2 separate regions of the Homo sapiens genome follow, and region 1 is linked to region 2. Evidence: chromatin loops called from intact Hi-C (ENCODE). Cell type or tissue: CD4-positive, alpha-beta T cell. All regions are shown on one strand. Region 1 has its middle 68 kb from the start of TNFAIP8. Region 2 overlaps LOC102723444 (a long non-coding RNA gene).

Region 1 (8,000 bases), 52 kb after region 2:
GCCATCACTTCATCTGCTTTCTATCTTTAGGTCCTGTATGGGTCAGGGTTACAGATGTCTCCAAGGTTTATAAGGATACAGTCTGCATTCCTGATTTTCATTCTTTTAGTTTGAGGGAGATTTTCAAGAGACAAAAGCAAAAATGTCTTTGCTAGTTTGAAAGAAGAAATCTCCAACTTTCTTGAAACTATCTCTTGAGTGAAATACTTACCCGGGCAACGAAAATACAAGGACAATGAATGACTATTCCATTCAAACTAAGGGGCATAAGAGGGAAAAAACTCTGCCCCAAATCCTAAAAAGGAATTTTATCCCATAAACATATGCATGAAAGAGGCTGCCTTTCACTATTCAAAGATGAAAGCAGCCCTTCCTGCACTCCGTGGCTGGTACTGCCTCATTAGTTTAACTTACGCAAAATAAGAACACTCTTTGAAGCTAAAAATAATCCATGAGTTTTTAAAAATAAAATTATTATTCCAAATTTCCTAAAAATGTTATGGCAAATGCCAAGCACGCAGAACTGATTCTGAACACTTTTTTCCACTTACGTAAATCGAATCCACTGCAATTGCTCCCTCTTTTGAAAAATGCTTAACTGTAAATTATGCATGACAGGCCGAAAACAGTGGCTGTACACACATGTAGCAATTGGCTGCTATTATCCAAGCAGCTAGCAGGTAGTTATTGGGCACCCAGTGTGCTAGATACAGCAGGGGAAATAGAAACAGATAAAGACATGGCCCTATAGCCCTTGCTATCTACTTGTGATAACAAGATAAATACACGAAAAGTTAAATAGTACAAGGTAGTATGTGATCAAGGGACATGGGCAAAAGTGTTACACAATTTTAGAAATTAGAGAGCTGACTACCTGGATAATACTGGAAACAAACGAGAAGGGCACCAAAACCCTAAAGGTCATACACAAACTAAAGCTAAAATATGCCAATGATTATGTCAGTTGCCTGCTCAAAAACCTTCAAAGACCCATCACTAATAATCAAAGAAAGTCCAAACTCCTTAGCTTGGCATGCAAGACCCTACAGGCCCTGACCCCTTCCTACCTGACCAGGCTTTACTCCAGCCACACTGCTCCATTAATGTCCCTTGAACACACTGACACCAGCTGCTGTCCGCCCTGCTTTGCTCCTGATGCCCTATCTCAGCCAACACCCTTTCCCTCAACCTCAGCTACTGAAAATCCATCAATTTTACATTCTGCCTCCTTCCTTTGAGGCATCCCAACACTTCTTTCCATTATTATGCAGATCTTCGCCTCTTCATACAGCCAGTCTCCAAGATGCCCCCAATGATTCCCACCTCCTGATATTCATTCTTTTGTGTAATCCCCTCCCATATGACCTGTGTAACCAATAAGTCACACACCAACAGCAATGGAGATCAAGCAAAGCTTGATCATAGGAGACATCTGAGGCTTCCACCTTATGTTCCCTTGGATCACTCACTCTAAGAAGAGTCATCCACCATGTCATGAGGACACTCCAATAAACCTGTGAAGAGGTTTACATATTGAGGAAGTGAGATTTCCTGCCTAGAGCGACTACCACTTGCCAGCTGCATAAGTGAACCAGCTTAGAACTGGATTCTCCAGCCGCAGAGAATGTTCAGATATCTGTTGACCTGGCCAGCTCACCGACTACAATCCTATGGGAGACCTCAAGCCAGAACCAACCAGCTAAGTAGCTCTCAAATTCCTGACCCACAGAAAGTGTATGTAACCATAAATGTTTTTTGTTGTTTTTAGCTACTAAGTTTTAGTAATCTGTTATGCAGCAACAGACAACTACTACACTTCACTTATGTATGCTGTATTGCATTCCAATTATTTCTGTCCTAACATTTTTCTTACAACTAGATTAATAAGTCCTAGAGGGCAGAGAATTTCTTTCTTTAACATTTTTCAACTCTGCATGCTTTAGTAAGACATTTAGTAATCATTAGTTGACTGAATGATGAGAGAATTTTTAAACTTAATGAAATCGTTGGTGAAGCTGTGTCTTGGACTGACTTCATAATGGTTTTGAATGATTTTGTAATTTATTTTTAACTTTAAGGACTTAGTAGTGTGAAAGTAGTAACAGCTGGCAGCCTGAATTCTGATCCCAGCCCTGGCTTTTAGAAAATACTGCCAAAAATATAGAGAGATCTCGCCTCACTTCTACCTCGGACTTTTCTCCCACTCTGGCTTTCCTAACTTATCCCAGGGCAAGAGCAGCTTCAAAGTGTCAGAGGTGGTAAATGGGCATTGGAGCAAGGCAAGAATTAGTGATGGGAACAGGAGGAAGAGGCTGGCAATAATAAACAGCAGCCATGTACAGGATTTGGTGTCAGTCAGCCATGTCTAAGCAGCTTGAACCTGGTAGAATCCCCTTGTGCCAGGCACCCTGCCTCAGCCCCAGAAACTGATAGCATTTCATAAGTTTTTATTTGACAAGATTTCTTCTGAATTCTCCAATCTTTAAAAGAGGTTTCCAGCCCAATACAGGTCTTCTCTTGAAGTTATGGCTAAGTACAGCCTAGCACAGTCCTTCTCTTACAAACCTAACAGTCCTCTTAGGTCTTCTTGGGATCCAGTGAAACTGCTCTGGGTGACTAGTAAGACCGAATGCCTCTCTTTAAGTCATAAATAAAAACAGAAACAAACCTGGACCAATCTTTTGGCAGTTCTTTCACAAATAAAACCACAGATACCACACAAAGATACACACTATTGGGAACACAAGTCTGATAAGTATCCCTTTGCGAAATTATAGGAGATTTGATTGTATACAATAAGTATAGTAAGGTGTGATCATGATATAAAATACACTAATTCCTAACAGGTAAGCTGGCCCAGCAGGTAAATTTACTTTGAATCAACATTTGTATTAATGACTCTGCATGATGAAAGAAATAGCAAAATAATTAAGAACCTCCATAAAAGAAAGCTACAAAACCGTGCTAGGAAGCAGTTGGTTCTCACTGTAAAAAGGAGTGAATGTGGCTTTAAGCCAACAAAAGGAGCACAAATCTAGACAATTTAGCCTAGGGCCAAAGCAAGATTCATTCCAAGAATGAGTAGTAAGTGCTTGTTATAATTCTGTGCAGTTTAATTTTAAATGCCCTTCTCTCTCTTTGGAGACTACATCCACAAACTTCAAAGAGATTCTGGTATTTAGTCTAATTCTTTCCATATGTTAAACACACCTCATTGCCTATAGGCACCAGTCAGATTAGTTTCTTCTGAAAAAAGAGGTTAGAGATTGATCCTTCTATGTAAAATTATTTCATCCTATTAGTGTTAGGGACCTGAAATTTATTAGCAAACAACTTGGGGTTAGTTATACAAGCCTGTTGATAAGGAAAGGCTGCCTTCCAGCTGTTCCCAACAGCTTTTCTAAATAAAGAGCCATTGCTTGAGCAAAACTCTGTCTAATCTCTTAAAGATGTGTATTTAATTAAAGAAAACTTTTTTCCAGTGGCTCAAGACCTTAATCCCATTGATTGTGCTGCAAACATCAATCAAATCATTTGTTAATGTTTTTGCTCCAGTAAAATTTAGCAACATCAGAATAAGACCGTGCCTTTTAGGAATAGATGATGCTGACATTCCCTCAAGGTACACCTTTGTTTCACACTCTCCATTTCTCTCTCAGGAAAGGCAACAATCAACTGAACTCCAATTGTTTCATTTAGAAACATATCAAGTGTCCATAAAAACATGAAAAACTGTGTACAAAATAATGTTAAGAGGAAACAGAACATTAAACTGTGTATATTCTATGGTCACAGCTATATATAACCACAGATGAGGATGGAAAGGAATATGAGAAATGAAACAGATGTTTTCACACACACCTCTATAACCTTACTGTTTTTTCTTTATACATTTCCTTTACTTTTGCTGGGAGTTGTCTTAGTAATGGGGGTAGTATGTTTGCTTTTTAAATTATCAGGATAACATCTCACCTCATCAGACAAGAGCTTATGGGCCAATTACTCACGTACAAGGTGGTGACTGTCTAGACCAACTGAGATAAGATGCCTGCCTGGTCTCCTCCTAAAAATTCCTCAGGGTTAGTAAAGCCACAATTTTCAAGTTTAATCCCTGCATGGGGAAAGAAACTGTGTCTAGCCTGCTAAACAGAGTGGATTTCAAGGAAATGTTCTAATTTTTAGTTGAAACTAAAATAATCCCTTAAGTGAAAGTAAAAATGATATTTAGGCAAATCCTAAAAATGAAGTCATTCGTTAACACATATTTACTGAGAACACGGGCACAAAGATGAGTTCTAGAGATAACAAAACTGAGTTACTTCCTAGAAGCAGACAGCAGAACAGCAGCTGCCAGGGGCTGGGTTTGGAGGGTGGGGAATGGGGAGTTGTTGATACAAACCTTCAGTTATAAGATGAGTAAGTTCTGGAGATCTAATATACAGCACGGCGACTATAGTTAATAATTCTGTATTGTTTACTTGAAATTTACTAATAGAGCAGATTTTAAGTGTTCCCACCACACATACACACACACGGTAACTATGTGTGATGAAGGATGTGTTAATTAACTTGACTGTGGTAATCATTACACATCAAATCATCACATTCTACCCCTTGAATATATACAATTTTTATGTGTCAATTATATCTCAGTAAAGCTGGGGAAAAAAAGCAAAAAAAAAAAAAAAAAAAACTTGGTTACTGTCCCCTGGAAGCTATCCTAGTAAGGCACAGAAAGCTGCAAACTAAGGAGGAATGCTGTAAGTGATAGAATCAATATAAAGAAAGGAGACTAGAAAGAACTACACAAAACCTTAAGAGGAAGAGATGACTTCTGGACCAGAAAAGGTTTCCTGGAGGAGGCAGCATCTGAACTGGCTCCTAAAGGGTAGGCTAATGATGTCCAGGAAAGAGAAGCAATGGGCAGTGCAGGAAAGGGGCAATACAACCAGGCAAAGGAAGGGATGCTTGCGATGCGTTCTGGAACAATGCAGGGTTTAGAAATGGGAACCAAAGGAGACACTCAGAGGAGGAGTAGGCATCACATCTGGCCTTGGACATGGAGAGAAGGATGGGGCAAGCGAGCAAATATTGTCCTCTGGGCTCTGTGCATTTGTTGTTCTATTTAATCCTGACAACTTGTCTTGTAAGTGGGAAGACTGAGGCTAGAGGAAGTTGCATACAGTTTCACAGCATGCAGTTCACCTTTGTATTCCCGCACTAACACTGTGACTGGGGCATGGCAGAGCCACCACAAACATTGCCCAAATGCAAGATGACAAACTCACAGGGCAGGCCCATACCCTGTCTGCTCTGCCATGATGCTCTTTGGGACTTTTTTTTTTTTTTTTTGAGAGGGAGTCTTGCTCTGTCGCCCTGGCTGGAGCACAGGGGCTCATTCTTGGCTCTCTGCAAGCTCTGCCTCCCGGGTTCTCGCCATTCTCCTGCCTCAGCCTCCAGAGTAGCTGGAATTACAGGCGCCCGCCACTATGCCCAGATAATTTTTTTGCATTTTTAGTAGAGACGGGGTTTCACCGTGTTAGCCAGGATGGTCTCGATCTCCTGACCTCGTGATCCACCCACCTCGGCCTCCAAAAGTGCTGGGATTACAGGCGTGAGCCACCGTGCCAACCGGGACTTTTTTTTAATAGACACTAGGAGCCATTGACTATTCTGGGTTAGAGGAATCAATAACCAGAGATTTCTGTTTTGAGAAGAGGATAGTAAAGGCTGGGGAAGTGCAGTGAGGGAGTTACCCAACATTGGGAGCCTGAAGAGTTTCCAGACAATGCCCACCTTTTCTCAGCATGCACTTTTTACACAGATTTTTCTAAGGAAGTACTAGAATGCCTCAAAACCTGAACTGAAATCTAAATTCCCTCCTTTGCCAAATATATTTTTATTACACAATTTAAACACACAGACAGTATAAAATAAAAAGTTAAACTTTTTCTTTCAACTCATAGTTCTACTACTAACAGTATGTTGTTCATTCTTCTAAAAAAAAAGCGTATGTACTCATAAACTTACAATATGCCTTTTTACACATAATGAGATCAGTATTTTGTTTTTTAAGTTAATCTGTCTTGGAGATCTTTCCATATCAGTGCATAGAGACCAACCTTGTTCTAAAGCTGCACAGTGTTTCATCTCAAGGAAGCACCCTCATGTATGTAAGCAGCTGATGCATATTTAAGTGGTTTGAGTTTTTGTTTTGTTCATTCTTAAGAACAATGCTGTAATGAACGCTTTTTGTATCAAAATTAATTCACTTGTGGTCACTTGTATCAGCTTCTTGGATACTTTCACAGATAGGCTCTCTTGTGTAAAAGATAATTTAGCAAAGTTTCCTTGTATGTTAGTATAGTTAACAGTCACTTATCTTAGCAATGAGAGGGAACACAAATATAGCCTAAAAATAAATCTACTCACAAGATTATCTCAAGGCAACATTTTGTAGTTCTGGAGCCTCCTGGGAAGCCTCTGGGGCCAGAGTTCTTCCTGACTTCCCACCCAAAGCCACTTGTGCAGAATTCCTCATTCCACACTGGGGCAGTCAGCACTCCTTCCCACAGGGACCCAGGATACTACCCCTCTGGCTCTACCAGTAGCTTTGGACTCCCTGGTTCCCATGCTTAAAATGAGAATGAAAAGTACATGTGACAATTATCAGAATACAGAATTTTCACACTGAGGGATTAGAGATGATTTATAGTTGACAACTCACATTTCTTAGATATACCAATTATGGCCCAGAGGGGTTGAGCATCTCAGCAATATTATATACCCAGTCTGCTCGCCTGCTCGCCTCCTCCTGCTCGCCTGTCCAGAGCTTTTCCCATTACCTAGTACCAAATAATGGCTGCGTCCTTTGCTTAACTATTTCAAAAAGACCATGTAAGCAAAATTTCTCTATGATATTCCTCTGGGTATAAATGATGCTTTAAATTAGAAAAAAAAAGATTCTGACAACATATGGAGAGATGGCACAGATAGTAAGAAATTCAAAAACGTTATTTTTAGATAATTTTAACTTCTTTCTCCACCAAACTCACTACTAGAATGCCTAGCAAGTTTCAAAATTGGCACATTTAAGTTTCACCTCCCTTCTTCTTGTCCCTTATTGAGGTATTGTTAACAAGCAAATGCTAGTAACACTGCTGACTTGTTATCAGCAAGGCAGGTTGCTCTCAAGTTGTTTGCAGCCCTGACAATGGATTTATAAACCTGGGGCTACTCAGGCTGTGAGACTTAGAGTCATGTTTTTATGCTACAGAATTTTTTTTTTTTTTCTAGATGGAGCCTCGCTCTGTCACCCAGGCTGGAGTGCAGCGATGCAATCTTGGCTCACTGCAACCTCCTCATCCTGGGTTCAAGCGATTCTCCTGCCTCAGCCTCCCAAGGAGCTGGGACTACAGGCGTGCACCACCATGCCGGGCTAATTTTTGTATTTTTATTAGAGAGGGGGTTTTGCCATGTTGGTCAAGCTGGTCTTGAACTCCTGGCCTCAAGTGATCCACCCATCTCAGCCTCCCAAAGTGCTGGGATTATAGGTGCCTGGCCTAAATCAGGGATTTTTAAATAGCTCTGAGAAAAATCTGTTCAAAAGATTTTTTTTTTCTGTTGAAGAACTGTTCTACAATATTCAAGATCTCCATCCTGCAGCCTCTGGAACCCAGCTCTGTTACTGCCCTCCAGCAAGCCCCTGCAAGCTGGCTAGGTGGCATAGTTCCTGCAAGAGGAACTATGGCAATATGGTTAGAAACCACCGGATTTGAACATCAGATTGCCTCTGACCTTGGGTAACAACTTAAGTTCTTGCAGTCTGTTTTCCCATCTTTAAAATGGGGATAATAATGATAGAACTTATTTCAAACTGCCATTGAAGAATGTGGCAATGTACAGAGAGATCTTAGCACAGTGCCTGGCACATAGTAAGTGGTCAAAAACTACTCAGCCTTTACTGCCACACTTGGCACATACATGGGCTAACCAGAGGC
Region 2 (8,000 bases):
GATCCTTAATGAATGGCTTGGTGCCCTCCCCATGGTAACGAGTGAGTCCTTGCTCTATGAGTTCATGCGAGAGCTGGTTCTTTAAAAGAGCCTGGTACCTCCTCCCCTCTCTCTTGCTCCCTCTCTGTGTGACACATCTGCTCCTTCTTCACCTCTGCCATGAGGAAAAACTTCCTGAAGCCTCAACAGAAACTGAGCAGATGCTGGTGCCATGCTTGCATAGCCTGCAGAATCAGGAGCCAAATAAACCTCTTTTCTTTATAAATTACTCAGGTTCTTCTTTTTGGCAATGCAAAACAGACTAATACACCAGCTGAAGTACCAACTTCTCACTCTCAAAGAAAGCAATGGCAATGCAAGTGAGTGTGAATGATGCTACTTGAGGCAAAATCATGAATGTGCGCCCACACACACATAGATATGAGTGGTTTGAAAAGGAATCATTCAGAAATTTTTGACACTTGTTTTCATTAACTGGAAATTACTTGAGACAAACCTTATGATGAATCATGACACCCTGTGTGGTCACACAGCGGGGGCAGCTGCTGCTGGTCTATTTTTTCAGCTGTTATATCCGCTTTTTACCCTACCCAAAGCCATACTCAGGTCCCAACTCCTCTTAAAAGCCTACTGAAGCCCACAGTGGACCTATACTTCTACAGTGAACTTGTGCTATACTTAAAGTTGATAATCTTGATGTTAGTTGTCTTTGAGGCAGCTCCATAAGCTATTTAAAACACAAGATTATACCTTGCATTTGTTTGTTCTCCTTTCTAGAGCATACAATGCATGCTGGACACTTTCAAAGCACTATATAACTAATAAAATAATCATTTAATAATTTCATAATACTGAATTATGATAGCATATAAGAATAATCTTAATCTCCTCTTCCCCAAAAAGTACCTTACAAGAAACTATGTACATAAATATCTGCTATCTTCAAAGAAAGAAAACAAGACAAGAAAATCTGCATGGCATCTGCAGAACCGAGGTTAGTAATTTTCGACAATCTATAAAACTATCAAGTTTACAAAAGTTCTGTCAGAAAAGGAGCCAAGAAAAAAATAAATCTGACAGCTGCAAACCTTCTGTTTTACAACATGCACAGAATGGACGCACTTCCTTCGACATCCTTATAAACAGAGTGCCGAGCAAATGCAAACATCCCCGGTAGAAGTCCAGTGGACTCCAGACTTAATTAATGGATTGTGCTTATCTTTACAGAGGCAACCTTACTAGCCACCTATCAACCCCACCACAATTGCTTTAGGAACTATTAATAAGATGGATTGAACAAAATTCCATTTCAGTTGATGGCATTTCCAGGGCAAGCAAGACACCAGCAGCGGCTGCCCACTGTAGAACAGCAGCAATCTCACCATCCTCGGATTGGAAACTTTGTTTCCTTTAAGTTAAGAACTAACATCCGGCACTGGACCACCTGAATATTTAGACTAATAAATCCCAGATGGGAATTCCAGACACCTCTTTGCTAAAGACATGCAGGCGATAAACATTCTATTAAGCAAGTCTCCTAGGAGTGAGCTTCCCTTCAGAGACTGAAAAAAGTAACGCCAGCCAAAGAAGAGGAAGAGAGGGAGAAAAGAAAGAAAAATGCCCCCAGGTAGAGAATAACCAGTCAGAAGTGAAGGCTGAAGACCAATGGCTATGATGGTTGGGTGACCAATGGAGATTCTTTGAGAAAGATAACTTAGTAACATGACTAGAGATAGCAGCCAAATTGCAAGAGGTTGCAGAATGATCTGGTGTTGAGAAAGCAGAGACAGCACTGGTGGACTATTCATTCAAGAAATTTTCCTGAAGGGAGTAAGTTGAGAGAGTACCCTGAGGAGAAAGCATTATCAAAAAAAAACCCTGCAAATTTAGCACAGCTTTAAGTGGCTTTGAGGAAGGAATATGACATTCCCATAACTCTCCCATTGGCCAACACCAAATACGGGGAAGCAGGGTGACACCCAGCTCTTACAAAAACACATTTGCAAGAATTTTCGTGGACTCTGACATGGGTCTGAATAATGCAAATTTAAAAAGATAAAGTCAAAACCTTCTTCATGTTCAGTGGCTGGTGCTGGTTCCGCAGCTCTAACCTAAAGGGGACAACACAAGGTGCTATCTCTGAGAGGCTACCAAGCCCCAGATTATGCTCTTAGCAGTACAGGAAATACTATCATTAGAAGGGTGATACCTTGGGTTAAACTCTGATTTTCTGTTCTACCATCAGGTTCTTTTAAAAACACTAAACATCCCTTGGAGGAAAAGCCGGTGGATGACTAACAGCTAAGAGTAAAGAATTCACTCATCTCTTTGTTCCTTCCCTTCAGAGATGAGGACTAGAGGGCACCCCAGATAGGAAACAGAGATACAGAAATTAAGGCTGTTACAAGGGTAGGGAGAAGAATGAACACAAACTTGTCCCATTCCCAGTTCTGCCCTGGCCACTAACCCCATGCCTGCCTAAGACCAAGAAGACAAAGAGGACTGAATATAGCCAGCAGACAACTTGCAAAGCAGAAGTGAGAGTTTCAAATGATTAGGGTTCCTTCTCTTCAGTGATGCAAATTTTTTTAAATGATGTAAAATACTCAGAACTGTTTTGATTGAGATTTCCATCTCTACTTCTCTAAACAGATTCAGCCCCTAAAGGCCAGGAACCAAAAAAAAATGACTTCCGTGAAGATATGATTTCTTTTGATGTGCTTCCAATCTGTGGGTGAAAATTTTGGTGGCACTCTTATCCCAGAGTTAGCCAGTCTTCTCATCTAAGGCAAAAGCTGAAATCAAGTATATAAATGAAACTATAAAAGGCTCACATCCATAAATACGGTACCTCTGAGACTGAGCAAACACAGCAGTGATAGTTGAAGTCAGATGGCTTATAGCCCAAGGATCGTAAGCTGGTAGCCTTGGGACCGAACCCACCTCATGTAGTTTTTTGTTTCTTTGTTTGTTTTAAGTTTTTTAACTGAACTTCAATGCCTTTAGATGAGACCTGTTGTTTCTAAATTTACCACAGGTCTCACGACTTGAGATTGTTCACATAGAGCACTATTTACACATTCATATTACTTGCCTGGTTCCTGTGGACATTTGAGTTTGGGACCATTGACTTATATAGACTAACATTAAAAACAAATAAGCAATCTCTCGCTTAGGTGGAGTTCTGGTGCTGTTTCAGAGCAGAGCACTGGAGGGTTATTGAGCAACAGGATCACTAAAAAACGATAAACCACAACAGTGTGCAACACCATTGTAATCAGATTTAAAAAAAAAAAAAAAAAAGCAGGAGACCAAAAACACCAGTGAAGCTTACCAGCCCTGAATAAAAGGTGTCTACGGCTTTGAAACCGCTTTATAACAGAAGTACCTGCCAGGAGTCACTGAGCTTCCTTCATGTGCACCGCTCCCACAATACCCCGACATCTGGATGTCCCAGAACACAAGCCTGGCAGCCAACATCCAATTCTGGTTCGGCAAAGGAAACGACCCCTCTATTCGGTGAACTAAGGCCATAAATGCACTATCTGTGGTATCCAACTAAAAATACTCAACTTGGTGCAATTCAAACCGCCACTCAGCCAGTCCAGCCACTTGGTGGCTATTTAAGACATCTGCAGCACATACCACAGAAACTGTGCCATCACCTGTCTGTTCATATGTCCGGATATGGAGGACCAAAGTCCCCACCCCTACCCCCACCTCAGCTCTCCATGACACTTCCTGCCACACCCTGCCCAGAACCCAAGAATCGGAAAGCTAATGCTCAAAGGAAGGTTTCGAGGTTGTCTTATTCAATCTCCCCATTCCTCAAACTTGTTCACAAATGAGAAAACAGGCCCAGCAAGTTGATATGGTGAGTATCTTAAGAGGAACTATTAATAGAATTAAATCTCCAGGACCTCCATGGTGGCCTCAGGAGCTCAGAGCTCCTTTCTGCAACCAGCCTCCCGGGAGCAGGGCATGCCTTTGGGCACAGTGGTCCTCTGCAGCCTAGCCCAATGTTCCTGAATCGAATTTCTGTGACCCACATGGGCAGTCTAGCTCACTCAAGTTCCTTGTTAGGGTCTGGGTGAAAGCCCCCCTGGTAATAAAGGGTTCCTCTGCTCTGGCTGGCCCCCTGTGCGTATATTTCCACACATTTCATGTGGTGGGGAAGATTGGCTGGCTAGGGACAACGCTGTGGAGTTTGGAATCCGATACTCCAGCCACAGATTTCATCTAAAAGATAAATGGCTACCTCTTCTGCTCCAACTGACTTACCACAAGATGGTGTTTTCTTGTGTCACTGTGACTTTCATTTTCACCAGCCTTCTGAATGTTGCCCCAGACCCTTCCCCTGCTCTAGACAGCCATCCTCCTGGAGCACTCATCTAGAGAAAACTAAATGAAACTCTCTATGACTGATTGCCCCATTTCATTTATTTGTGTGCAGCTTCCAAAGCTTTACATTATCCACAGCCCATTTATTTCCATTAAAATAGATAAAATAATTAATCAAATATGGTGATTAAGGTCATAGTTATGAAATGTAAGGCCATTCTTTGCAGAAACATATGGCCTTATTAAACAGTTTTTAAATACAAATTATATTGGACTTCAGTGTTTTATCGGAGCATGTAATTACCATAGATTGAAGAGCTGTCTATAATTAATTTGCTCTACTTCTTATTCTCATTGTTCAACTTACCAAACCTTCTAGTACCTTGGTGATGCTTTATCGACCTCTGAGAATCCCTTTGTGATCTGCAGTGCTACTGTGGTTCACAAAATCTGTGTTCTTGCTCTCCCTGATAGCATCTGACATTTGTCATCAGGGGTTGGCAATCCCATATACAGGGCCCCATTTACTACATACCATAGCCAGTCACCAAATTAGAGAAACTCAGTTTAAAAAAAAAAAAAAAAAAAAAAACACCACAAGAGGAGACCTGTGTAGTAGACATCGTGGCTGACCCAACAGCATGTCCATTTCTCTCTCCCTGGGTAGCAATCCTGATCATTTTAAATAAATCACAGAAATCCCATACCCCCTTGCCACAGAGTGACGAGTTTAGGCAACCCAAGCCTAAGCCAATCATCACAGCAGATGCCATAGCCAATAAGCTGGTCACTGAGGCATCAGAAATGTGTTGGGGGCTTCTGGAAAAAGTCACTTGCTTCTCTGACACAACTACAAGAAGCCAGTTCTCTCTCTCCTTCTGGACAGTGTATGGTGGATATGAAGTCTAGAATTGCTGTAGAATTTTATCAACATCAGAGACGCCAATTCAGGATGAAGCTCAATCACAGAAGGCAGAAAATGGGGCCTTTTTTTTTTGTTTTAAGAGACAAAGTCTTGCTCTATTTCCAGGCTGAAGTGCAGTAGCACAATCATAGCTCAATGCAGCCTCAAATTCCTGGGCTCAAGACATCCTCCCGCCTAAGCCTCCTGAGTAGCTGGGACTACAGGTACACACCACCATGCCAGGCTAATTCTTTTTTACTTTTTGTATATATAGAGTCTCAGTCTCACGATGTTGCCCAAGCTAGAAAATAGGTTCTTGACATCACTGAACTGCTAAATCAAAACTTTGTTCCAGTTATGTGAGCCAACAAAAAAATCTCTTTTGTATGAACAAGTCTAACTTGGGGTTTCTCTTTCTTGTACAGTAAAAGCCACAACGGATGTAACATCCTGGGCAGCTAAGGAGGAATAGTGCATGAAAATTTCTAATCTTGCTGCTGGCTTTACAACATTCCCAACACCTGAAGGACAGTGAGTGAAGGAGCCCAAGGATGCACAACTGATCAATGCTTTTGCCCATTTCCTCAAGCCTGCTGTCCAACAAAGGCCAGAGGGTAGCCCGAAAGCCTCCTCTCCAGCAGGGCCATGTCTGGCCTGTCTGGTGACTGATAGCAGAGAGCAGAGTCCTAAGGCTGGGGAAAAATGGGTGGATGCTAAGACACCACAGAGGCACAGATGGGGTAGGGGGTCTGTAAGGTAGGACCTGGGTCCCTGATCTTCCTCTCCGACTCACAGCTTGATGCTGCCCTACCCTTCCTGACGGGGCTTCCTGATAATCCCCATGTGAGAATATCCTTGTCATACTGGGGGTGGCTGCCTGCCTGACAGGAGCAAAAAGGACAAGACTTGTAGGGTGTGACTAGGTGCTGAGAAGGTGTGTGTGTGTGTGTGTGTGTGTGTGTGTGTGTGTGTGTGTGTGTCAAAGTTCCAGATTCCAATCTGGAATAAGGAGCCAGGAATGAGGATGTCAGGTCTGCCCTGGGATCTCTCCCAGGAGCTGAAGGTGTGGTGAGGAGCTCAGGGGCACATGTGGTGAAGGGGAGGAACATTATTCAGCAGTTAGCAGGAGAGGGGCAAATCAGCGGAAAGCCCTGGCCTATTAAGGTCTGGCCAGATTTTTGTCTTAGAATGTGCTCAAAGTCCACCTGCGGCTCCGCAGACAGCAAACTGCATTTCTGCACTTCTACTTGGCAGTCTTACAGCTGAGATGCTGAATTCCAACAGAAAGATTTTCTGGAAGCTGGGGAAATCAGTTAGGGTGTTAATGAGGCTTTCTTTGGTGGCAACTTTAACTGAGCACTCTCATTCTCCATCTCCCACATGCAGCAAATGCTGTAATGCTCCAGTTTAGATGGTAAACAGGAACTGGAGAAATGCTTCTTGTCAAGCTTTCTTACGGCCTACTGCTCACGGCAGCCCCGCATTAATATCTGCATTTCTGCATGTACTTTGTTGTCCTATTAGCCTTGGCATTTTTTATTTTATTTTTTTTTCTGGCTGCTAACTTCCAAGCACATGACCCTGAGTTTTGATAACGAAATTACCTCCAGCAAGCACTCATTCTTAGCTTCTCATCAAATCCAGCTCAGATAGCTCCCTGAGGAGCACCACTCTCCTAAAAATAGAAACCAAAAGACCACAGAGGTCTATGCCCTCAGGTTCTAGTGACAGGCAATTTTACTGAAAGGAGAAATGATACCAAAGGAAGCAAATCAATGCTAACCCTAATGGCTCAAGCTGGTGGGATGTCAAGCTCATTTATAGACAACATATACAAATAAACATGAAATCACCTTGGTTGGCAAAAAAGAAATAGTGCTATACAAACAAATGCAAGTGCAAGATATGATGATGAGGTAAATCTCATATAGTCTAGAATGGGAGCTCTGCTATAACAGGAAGGGAAAGAATGAGGCAAGAGAATTCAGGATGAGTTCTCTCCACAAGCAAATATTTCATGTCACTTTGTCCACTGGATACAGGCTAGGAGACAATTAAACAGGAGACAATGCCGATGACAGCACAAAGTCATTTTCTTCTATACTTAGCACTGGCCAGACTTTCATCATAAAGTGATATTAGAGGATTTGGCCTGTGTCCAGAGGACAATGGTCATAAGATCTAAAGGAGATAGAAGGGGAAAAAAAGGCTTGAGCTTTTTCAAAGTAAAACAAGAAGACAATGAGTATTGGGCCAAAATGGTCCATGTTAAGCTGTACTTGGTGGCGAGTTCACATTCTCTCCTCAACTAGTAATCCTGTTTTCAAATTCATTTTAAATAACATTTAATATTCAGTCTTACCAACTTTCAGGGTGAGGGGGTGATACTGAGAATGGGGTGATCAAACTTCTTAGGACTGTAGAAATTTTATATTTATTATATCCAAATAGCTTAAAAATGAATGCAAATAAGAAATAGGGGAGGCTTTATGAGACTGTAGGTTCTTGTGCTTCACAGCTAATGGGCAGAATACCATTGGGAAAACCTGAAGGATTTATCTCCATAGCAAAACAAAGCAAGGCAATATTCAGCAGAGTATTTCTCTGAAATAAGAAGTATAAGAAGTCTAAGGCTTTCTGTGTTTGTTATGAGGCCTCTATAGGTAGACAGAGACACAGCAGGGGAATATCTAAGATGAACCAGGTTGAAACACAGGTGCTGGAGGAGCCCACAGCACTTTTCTTCCTCTCAGAC

Evidence for each region. Hi-C counts contacts between places; a loop is a spot of excess contacts. Peaks named below come from ENCODE experiments on the same cell type or tissue, not always from the same donor. Only the 100,000 strongest peaks of a DNase experiment are listed, where the experiment ranks them.
Region 1: a loop joins it to region 2, with 2.6 times the contacts of the local background. A loop is called at or near these places in 21 of 110 quality-filtered maps.

The regions. Positions count from the first base shown.
Region 1 is chr5:119,283,974-119,291,973 of GRCh38, reverse strand. It overlaps a transcript of TNFAIP8 not described here. Among named protein-coding and RNA genes, the nearest start is that of TNFAIP8, 68 kb to the left of the region's middle. RefSeq lists enhancers at 1,390-1,579, 1,820-1,869, 2,328-2,567. In CD4-positive, alpha-beta T cell, no CTCF peak of the experiment used is centred here; DNase peaks (open chromatin) are centred at 1,533, 4,013, 4,323, 5,283 and 2 weaker places; H3K4me3 peaks cover 3,037 bases; H3K27ac peaks cover 6,287 bases.
Region 2 is chr5:119,336,391-119,344,390 of GRCh38, reverse strand. It overlaps LOC102723444 (a long non-coding RNA gene), which reads left to right. Exons shown (of 5, transcript XR_007058912.1): 5 at 1-4,605. It also overlaps a transcript of TNFAIP8 not described here. Among named protein-coding and RNA genes, the nearest start is that of TNFAIP8, 16 kb to the left of the region's middle. RefSeq lists enhancers at 3,267-3,316, 3,377-3,506, 3,767-3,896, 4,047-4,186. In CD4-positive, alpha-beta T cell, no CTCF peak of the experiment used is centred here; DNase peaks (open chromatin) are centred at 520, 3,270, 3,700, 4,320 and 5 weaker places; H3K4me3 peaks cover 4,097 bases; H3K27ac peaks cover 7,929 bases.